Regions from separate parts of the Homo sapiens genome. Here region 2 is linked to region 1. The links are chromatin loops, found by intact Hi-C in ENCODE. Cell type or tissue: dorsolateral prefrontal cortex. All regions are shown on one strand.

What was found. A loop is a pair of places that touch in the nucleus more often than their neighbours do. Peaks named below come from ENCODE experiments on the same cell type or tissue, not always from the same donor. Only the 100,000 strongest peaks of a DNase experiment are listed, where the experiment ranks them.
Region 2: it touches region 1 in a loop (2.1-fold over the local background); 43 of 110 quality-filtered maps call a loop at or near these places.

Annotation. Positions count from the first base shown.
Region 1 is chr6:37,857,481-37,862,480 of GRCh38, reverse strand. The region is part of intron 1 of ZFAND3 (zinc finger AN1-type containing 3); the gene reads right to left. Among named protein-coding and RNA genes, the nearest start is that of ZFAND3, 40 kb to the right of the region's middle. In dorsolateral prefrontal cortex, a CTCF peak has its summit at 2,048 (motif pointing right); a DNase peak (open chromatin) is centred at 2,047.
Region 2 is chr6:37,781,454-37,786,453 of GRCh38, reverse strand. No RefSeq gene overlaps it. Among named protein-coding and RNA genes, the nearest start is that of ZFAND3-DT, 35 kb to the left of the region's middle. In dorsolateral prefrontal cortex, a CTCF peak has its summit at 2,466 (motif pointing left); DNase peaks (open chromatin) are centred at 598, 1,723, 2,503 and 2,933; H3K4me3 peaks cover 1,844 bases; H3K27ac peaks cover 1,533 bases.

The DNA of each region.
Region 1 (5,000 bases):
TCCTGGGCTCAAGCAATCCTCCAGCCTCAGCCTCCCAAGGTGCTGGGATTATAGCCATGAGCCACTGTGCTCAGCCCCTGCAGCAGATTTAAATTCCAACTCGTTATAACTTCTTAAAAGACTATGAAAATATCAAAATGTACATGAATCAAGTTTTAAGATACTGTATGATGGGTGAATGAGGCCGTCTACTGTACCATTTCTTTCTTTGAATTCTTAGGCATGGTTTGGCAGTGCAAGAACTTTGCAATATTAATAAATTCAATAAAAAGTAAACATATGGTTAAAAAACAACAAAAATCAAAATATAACTTAAAAATTAAATTTTTTAACATTAAAAAATTCAATAAAAAGTAAACATATAAAAAAGTAAACAGAAATCAAAACATAACTTAAAAAATAAAATTTTCTTAGGCTATTTCCTCTTTGAGCACATTTTTAAAAAATAATTCTGAAGTCATAGCCCAACTTAATAAGAAAGAATGTTATGAATCAATTATTCCATTTGCATCAGTGACAACACTGGGAAAGATTATAAGAAAATGCTTATGATGCAGAGCAGCAAAACACATACAACATATTTTCTATTTCTACTTGAAATAGTTCAATAAGCTTACAAGGCTCTAAAAACAGTGAAATATTAGAATAAAGCTCCAGTTATCCATATGTAATGCTTAAAAAGAAGTATTTCTAAGTAAATTTTGGAGTGTGAAAACCACACATCATAATACATAAGGCTCTGTGGTACTAACCAACTCTCTCTGAAGTTATTGCTAGAGGAGCACAGACTTATTTGCAGCCAGATATATGGAGGATGAAAACCTAGAAGTTTCATAATTCTTTCATAATATTTCATAATAGTTTTAACCCCTGTAAGTCTTACTTTCTTCACCTGTGAAATGTAGACACTCATACCACACCAGAAGATTAATGCTGGGATCAAATCAAGTAAGTACGTAAAGCCCCTGAAACAGTTCTTTTTTCACTGTACCCTTAATAAATTACACTAATTTCCTACTCGTCTTTTTTATCATGTTGTCCCCTCAGCCTGGAATGCCTGTCCTTTTCCTCCCCGCTCCTGTCTACCTAGACCACATCATTTCTTCAGTGTCCTTTTCTAGTCACTCTTGATACCCACTTTATCTACAACACTATGATAGCCTTTCTCATCTTTGAAATCAAACTGTTTACTTTCATCATGCTATTTTTTTATTTTTATTTTTTGAGACACAGCCTAGCTCTGTCGCCCAGGCAGGAGTGCAGTGGCACGATCTTGGCTCACTGCAACCTCCACCTCCCAGGCTCAAGCAATTCTCATGCCTCAGCCTCCCAAGTAGCTTAGATTATAAGAGTGTGCCACCATGCCTGGCTAATTTTTTTATTTTTAGTAAAAACAGGGTTTCACCATGTTGGCCAGGCTGGTCTTGAACTCCTTGCCAAGTGATTTGCCCGCCTGGGACTCCCAAGTGCTAGGATTACAAGTGTGAGCCACCACGCCCGGCCTTATGCTATTTAACTAGACATTGCTCTCATTTTTATTTAACATTTCACTGGCATATGGTACAGATTTCCAGCAGAGAAGCTTTAAGGCTTCATGGAGTACCATATCTCATCCTTCTACATCCACCTCAACACCTATCAGTGCTTTACAGAAACTAAGCCACATCCCATAAATGAATAAATGATCAAATAAAGGCACAGAAATTACAAGTTGTTCTGTTTGAAAAAAAAAAACTGGGTGAAAAAGGTACCTGATGTGGCCGTCACAAACAGAGAAGAGTAAATATATGGTATATAGTGTTAACTAAAATCTAAACCTACTTAAAAAAAAAAAAAAAAAAAACTAAGTGAATATCCCCTTGGCACTAAACATCACTGCAAACAAGTCCAAATGAGGAAAGACATAATGCAATCAATTTCTTACTCAAAATGATACCCCCTATAACTTTAGCCACTTCTACAGAGAATAAAAAATTTGACAGATATTCTCAGGTCTGAATTAGGATTCTGCTTTTCCTAACTCACTGTCTTCCTAAAAAGTCAGCCAGCAGGGGGAGTGCAAATTCATTAACATCATAGTCACAAAATACTTATGGCTAACAAATTTTTGAAATTCTGGAATTTCTTTTTAAGTCAAACTTCTGAATATAAGCCACAAAAACTACTGGAGGCCATGCATTTTAAAACCATAATATTTTATAATATTATTCCTCTTTACTATGTAAGTACTCCATAAAACTGCCACTTCTTACCTCAGGTCCTTTTGGGTTTACAGGTACATTCCAAAAAAAAAAAAAAAAAACTCTTTTTGGCCTGGCACGGTGGTTCACGCCTGTAATCCCAGCACTTTGGGAGGCCGAGGCGGGTGGATCACCTGAGGTCAGGAGTTCGAGACCTGGTGAAACCCCACGTCTACTAAAAAATACAAAAAAAAAAAAAAAATTAGCTGGGCGTAGTGGCAGGCTCCTGTAATCCCAGCCACTTAGGAGGCTGAGGCAGGAGAATCACTCAAACCCAGGAGGTGGTGGTTGCAGTGAGCCGAGATCACGCCACTGCACTCCAGCCTGGGTGACAAGAGCAAGAGTCTATCTCAAAAAAAGAAAGAAAAAAAAAAAAAACCCACTCCAGCCTGGGCAACAGAGCTAGACTCTATCTCAGGAAAAAAAAAAACCCTTTTTAAAGACAGAAAAATAAATCATTATTCATCAAAATTCAAATGACAATGGAGAAAAGCTACTACATTCTAAAATGTTACACAAACTGATTGAGGTACAAGGCCAGTCCCACAATATTTGCAAGCCATTCATGAATTCAATCCTCACCTATCACTGAAATCAAAGCCTCACCTGAAGGTCTCCAGCCTGCTGCTATCATGCCCCTCCCCAATAAGCAAACATTAATTTTTAGCTCATGACCATAAGATATGAAAATAGACCATAAGATCAGAAAATTGGTAGGTAGAAATTATGTATTTTGTAACATACAATATACTATTTAAAGAGCAACAAAGTCTCTGGTGACAACTACAGACAATCATAGCTACAGATGGTATGGAAGAGCGATGAAGAGAAGAAAGGGTTCAGCAACAGAAGATATTACAGGCCAAGTCCAAATTGCCAAACACAGAACACTGAAATAAAATTTAAGCAAAAGTGTGCCAGGATCATCTGTCTTTAATAGAAAGAATCAATGAGATGGATAGAATCTAAACATAAATTTTCTCTGTTCAGCTAAAAAGTACTAGTATATACATTAACATACTTGATCCTTTCAACAATCCTGTAAAGCAGGTAATGGAATTGAAATAAAGAGAGGTTGTCTTATTCAAGGCAACAAAGCTAACAAGTGGTGGAGCCAAAATGCTAACTTGGGCTTTCTGGCTCCAAAATCAAAGTTCTTTACATCACAACATGCTGCTCCTTGTTGAAGCCAGGGCTAAAACATACGTGTATCAGAAATGTAGCTGACCTGCTCCCACAGACACAGGATTTTTTAAAATAATAATACATGCATGAAAGTACGACATGCACAATGCTGGCCCTGGCAGCAAATCTTCTAGCTCTTCTAGTATAAAGAAATGGCAGTGCAGCTACTGGTAAAATCAAAAAAGGTGTTTGCAGCAGAGCACTATAAACACGAAAGAGCCAATTAAACATTAATAAATCCTCAAGGAGTAAACACACTGGTCTTCAAAACGCTGCCCCAAAAATTGTTTTTAAAAACATCTTAACCTTTTATAGATTTTCTTCACCTTGTTTAACAGGTTTCACTCATACGCAGGAAATATTAAATACACAGTGTTAGATGAGCAATACATGTCTTTTGTGTTCAAATCAGGAAAATATAACAGGATGTGTTTTATAGTCAATGCTCCATTTTTCAGTCATATAGGTGGAAACAGTCTTTTGTTATATATTTGCAAAGTAAATGTTTTATGGAAAAAACTACTCTCCACTGCCAGAAGCCATCCTCTTTGAAAGCACATAAAGCCTCAAAAAGGATTTCAAAGCTCTATTACTCCACAGCCTACTCCAATGCTAGTTTTCAATCTTATTCTAACCTTTCGGCACGTCAAGCATAACCCTTCTTACAACCACATGTTGGCATTCTGGTGAAGTCTTGAAGGTCCTTAGTACCTGCTACAAACCACCTACAATCTACCATCCCCTCCCCAGGAAAAGTGTCCCAAGAAGTTCTTCCAGCATAAAGTTGCCAGTGTCTATCAGTGAAGACAACCCTAATATTCTGATTGTGCCAGGCTGAACCAGCTATTGGTGTCCCAGCAAAGGATGCCATAGACTGACTGGACACCTAGGGTCAAACTTGGCTCAACAAGGGCAACTACACAGGAATGTTAGCAAACTATCCAAAAAGACCCTCTCACAAACACTATGGCACAGAGAGGGCAGGTCACTAGAGTTTACACAGTTTTCCAAGTGATTCTAAGCTCTCTCCACCAAGAGTACTCTAACTCCTAGTCTAGGAAGGAAGAGGACCCAGAGTGAATGCACAATTAATAAACAGACACTATCCTACACTATTGTACACTCAAAGGCCCATTCCTGAAGTTAACATCTCTTCCTCATAACCCTAAAAGGTCTATCTGATACAACTGACCAAGTTCTCTAGACATACCAACAAGTTCACTCACCACACCCTCACACACACTGGACCTGGTCATCTGGCATTCAAGCCATCACATAAACTATTATACTCTTATGGAGGCAGGGACTGGTAAAGTTGAGATTAGACCATATTAGGCTATTACCTACAATTTTCTCTTACTGTAAAAATCCATAATAATCTCAAGCTGCTCGACAAGTCGCCTCCTCAGCAAGACTTCTACAACTGCTGAAAATGAAACTCCTTTACTCTACAAACCCTCCATATGTTTAGTTTGTTCCATAAATCACACATCATTTCAATGAATTTTTGAGATTCAATCCAATTTATAAATCCAAAAAAACTGCCCCATGCTAAATAGTATTTGAAATTTGCTG
Region 2 (5,000 bases), 76 kb after region 1:
TACCCAGGCTGTAGTGCAATGGCGCGATCTTGGCTCACTGCAACCTCCGCCTCCTGGGTTTAAGTGATTCTCCTACCTCAGCCTCCCGAGTAGCTTGGATTACAGGCTTGCGCCACCACCCTCGGCTATTTTTTTATTTTTAGTAGAGATGGGGGTCTCACCATGTTGGCCAGGGTGGTCTCAAACTCCTGACCTCAAGTGGTCCGCCCGCCTTGGCCTCCCAAAGTGCTAGGATTACAGACATGCGCCACCGTGCCCAGCCTGTCCTGAATTCTTGACAGTGTGTCGTGGTGGTGGCTCCATGTCAGCACACATCAAGCTTTCCTCGCTTGTTCCCTTGAATGGATTATAACACGTACATGCAGCACCTACTAAGTGCCAGGCACTGTGCGTTTGCTGAGCAGTGAGGTTGTAACAACAACCCAGCCAAAGTTACTGCCTTCCTGGGGTTTACAGTCAGGGAGACAAAGATAAGAACACAGACAGGTGCCTTTGTCTCCTGGTAAGTTTTATAACGGGAGAACTAGAAAGGCAGAGGAGTGTTGGGAAAGGATCCCGAGGGAAGTGACAGTACAGCGAGGCTGGGCGCCAGATGGGGCCCGAGTGGGCAGGCAGGAGAATTTCAAGTTGAGGGAACTTGCACAAGGCGCAGACATAAGACGCTATGATTCAATACGGGGAAGTGTAGGGGGGCTGATGGCCCTCCTGTCAGCCTTGGAAGGAGTGAAGGACTTTAGACTTGATCCGTGCAGTGGAGAGCATCCAGTGGGCTCAAGTGTGAGTGACGTGATCGGGCTCGTGTTTTGGAAAGATCCCGGTGGCTGCTGTGTGGGAGGAAGATGGATGGGATGAGGGGCCGCAGATGCAGCAGGGAGGCCAGCTGGGCACTCCAGCCATAGGCCTTGCCACTCACCTCGCCGGCTTGGCAGCCCACCCAGCCGTTCCCATGTGGGCTTGGGGTAATCATAGCCTTTTCTGGCCACATTGCCTCACCTCCAAAATGAAGCAGGGAGACGGATTCACTCAGCCCACAGCTCACTCATGACCTCAGCCTCCTGCTGGGTAGACCCAGGAGTCATCCTGGGTCCCCCGTCCCTGCCTGCCCACCTCTCCAGACACCTTTTCCTACCTGGATGCTTTTATGCAGGCTCTGCGCTCCCCTGCCACCAACGCTGTAGCCCCTCATCTCTTCCCAGTACTTCAGTGCTGGCCCCTGTTCATCACTCAGCCAGCTCCTCTCCTCCTCCCTCTTCCGGTCTTGCAGGTCAGCTCCTGTTCAGGAAGCCACTCCCTCTCTCCTGGTGGTTATTCAGCCACTTCTTAGGGTCCCTGTTCCATCCAGGTTTCTCTGGCTCCCCAGCTTATGTCTGGGTCCAAGGACGCCCAACTTGGTACCTCTTATGAACAGGAACTGGTGTCTCTCCTATTAGGAATTGTTTTTCCAAGACTGGGGGCTCTCTCTTCCTAAAGTCTCCAGTCTCTATGGGACTGAGATGGCCTTTCCCAAAGCTTCCAGGAGAACATCTCATCTGGTGCTGGTTTCTGTCCTCCACTTTGCTTTGTGCCTGGAAGGCTGACCTCTACGACTGCATCACTGGACTCTCTTGCCCTCTGGCTTTTAATTGGATGCAGGCAATGGGAGGCACTGCTGTAGATCTGAAGGCAGGAGGAGATAAAGCCCAGGGCGTCTATCCACCCCCTCCCTCGCTGCCAGGCGGCAGTTTGGGCAGCGGCTACATTTCTCTACCAAGGCTGTAGGCTGCAGCTCCTGTTGCGGGGGCTGCCAGCTCCCATGGCCACAGCTCCCGCCCTTTCCCTCTCCTCCTGGGATGGTAGCCACCCTGGGTGCTTTATCATAGTTTCCTTAAAGCTGCCCCCCACCTCTGTAAATAGCCTCTTCATTTATGCCCCTTCAATGAAACCTTGGCGTGTTTCCTGTGTTCCCTGCCAGGACTGACTGATACACTCCTCAACCCCCCACCGCCTCCCTCTCCCTCCACCCTCTTGCGGGGCGAGAGAGTTTGTAGATCTCCCTTGGTCACTGGTGATTCTTCCCTTTGAGCTTGCACAAGTTGCTTATGCTCTCAGTTTTCTCTTGGGAAAAGTGGGAATAATTGTCCGACTTCATTCCCGGGATGTTTGCAAGGATTCAACGCGTGCTCGCGAGTCGCGTGCGTGGCACAGTGCCTGGCCTACGGCAGAGCCTCGGTAACCATCGGCTCCTTCCCCTTGCGGAGGGGCTTCCTCCCCACACCTGCCTGGAGCTGACCTGGGGAGAGCGCGCGCTCTGAGACGGGAACTTCGGGACAGAGGGAGTGCTCCTGAGGACAAATCCTGTTTAAAACCACACCTGTGACTGCATTAACCGAGAGAGTGCCTCTCCACGCTTCATTTGCCTTTTAAATGAAGAGTGGGATGGGCTGTGAGTGGGGGCTCTGCTCATTACAGGAGGACAGAAGAGGCTGCGCGCCCTCCGCAGGCCCACGCTGTCCGCCATTAGCACAGCCCGGCCCGGCGCTGCTCGCACATTAGCCTTCAGGAATAAAAAGAATGATTTCGTAAGTCAAGAATAATTATTTCGACCAGCTTTCCTCCTCAGCTCGCTACTGCGCCGCCTGGGCTGCGTGTGCTGGCTGACAAATTAATTTCTATTATTTATATTGGGCTAGAGAGGAAGCACAGCCCGGGGAAGCGGGGAGCAGGGGGCCTGGGGGAGAAATGAGAGATGGAGATGGAGAGACAGGGGCAGGGAGGTGGAGACAGAGCAGCACAGGGAGGGGCGGAGAGGATGGGAAATGCAGAGACAGAAGAAGGGACGGTGTCTGGAGGAGGATGAAGGAGCCGAGGGGCAGGCTGGGTGAGCTCCGGACTTGGAAGGGCTGGGCCTGGGCCCTGGGGGTGTGGGCTTCGGCTCTGTTTCCGCTCCTCTGGGACGGGCACACAAGCCGGCTGGAGTCAGCTTCTCCATGAAGATCTGCCAGGGAGCCGGCCTCCCCATCCTCCGCATTTGAGACATGCTCTGGCATATCATTGAGCACTCAGGGAGAATGCTCTTCAGGGCCCATCAAAATGCACAGAAATGTCTCTCTCCCGGCCTCCCAGCCTCCTGCCATCCCCAGGCCTCCTCCCGGGAAGCCTAAGAAGGTCTTATTGAACTCACCCCACCCAATTCAAAACCAGGGGCGGCTTGGAGAAAACGTGCCCCTACCCACGAGTTGCCGGGTGGACACAGGAAGCAGAGCTGCTAGCAGGGTGTGCTGCTGGGGACTGGAAGCTCACACCCCTGTCCCTGAGCAAAGACTCAGGACGTGTGCCTTCAAAGGGATAGTGGGCAGGGTCGGCCTCCCCAGCCCCACTTCCTGCCAGGATGCACAGCCGGAGTTAACTGAGCTACCCGAATCTTAGACCTGCATCTTTTAAAATGATATATATGAGACATTTATTTATTGACTTTCTCTTTTGTTAAGAAAAATCTTAAGGGTACAGCGGGATGAGTTTTTACATAGTATACACACACTCACATAACACTAACCACTTAGATCAAGATAAAGCACTTCCAGCACCCCCAGAAGTCCCCTCATACCACAATCACCATGAGCTCAAGCTCATCCCCTCATCACCTTAAGGTAACGATTATTCTTTTTTTTTTTTTTTTTTTTTTTTTTTGCCAGAGTCTTGCTCTGTCGCTCAGGCTGGAGTGCGTGGCGCAATCTCGGCTCACTGCAACCTCCGCCTCCTGGGTTCAAGCGATTCTCCTGCCTCAGCCTTCCAAGTAGCTAGCTGGGATTACAGGCACCCGCCACCATGCCTGGTTAAGTTTTGTATTTTTTGTAGAGATGGAGTTTCGCCATTTTGGCCAGGCTGGTCTCGAACTCCCAACCTTAAGCAATCCACCTGTCTAGGCCTCTCAAAGTGCTGGGATTGGCCAGGTGCCAATAATCCCAGCACTTTGGGAGGCTGAGGTGGGCAGATCACGAGGTCAGGAGATCGAGACCATCCTGGCCGACATAGTGAAACCCTGTCTGTACTAAAAATACAAAAATTAGCTGGGTGTTATGGCGCGTGCCTGTAATCCCAGCTACTCGGGAGGCTGAGGCACGAGAATCACTTGAATCCAGGAGGTGGAGCTTGCAGTGAGCTGGGGTCGCGCCGCTGCACTCCAGCCTGGCGACAGAGCAAGACTCTGTCTCACAAAAAAAAAAAAAAAAAAAAAAAAAATGCTGGGATTACAGGACTGAGCCACTGCACCCGGCCAAGGTAATTATTATTCTGACCCCTACCACCACAAATTAGTTTTGTTGGTGAACTTCATATAAATAGAATCATGTAGTATATATCTTTTTATGTTGGCTTCATTTGCTCAACTTATGTCTGTCTATTGTCCATGTTGCTGTTTGTATCGGTAACTCATTATTTTTCACTGCTATAGAGTACTCCATCATATGAACGTTCCACAAGTCATTCAACCCTTCTCCTGCTGATAAGTAGCTGGATTTTTTTTCAGTTTTTGGCTATTATGAATAAAGCTTCATGCACATTCTAATACCTGTAACATTCTGCACATTAAGAACAGTGTGACCTTGGGCAAGGTGCCTAACTTCTCTGAGCCACAATTTTCTCATCTCTAAAATGGGAGGGAGGGAAGGTATTAGCTATCACATTAGGAAATCATGAGGGTTAAATGGGATAACACATGCAAAGTGTCCAACACAGTGCCAGCAGGTGCTTAATAAATGTCATTTCTTCTATCCCCATAATCTGTGGGAAGCTGGGAAAGAAGGTTGCTATATAGAATTTCCAGCCTGGGACCTGAGGTCAGAAAGACATCTCAAAAGCAACCACCACCGAATCAGCTGGGCATTGTGGCAGGTGCCTGTAATCCCAGCTACTCGGGAGGCTGAGGCAAGAGAATCACTTGAGCCCGGGAGGTGGGGGTTGCAGTGAGCCGAGATCGCACCACTGCACTCCAGCCTGGGCAACAGAGTGAGACGCCGTCTCAA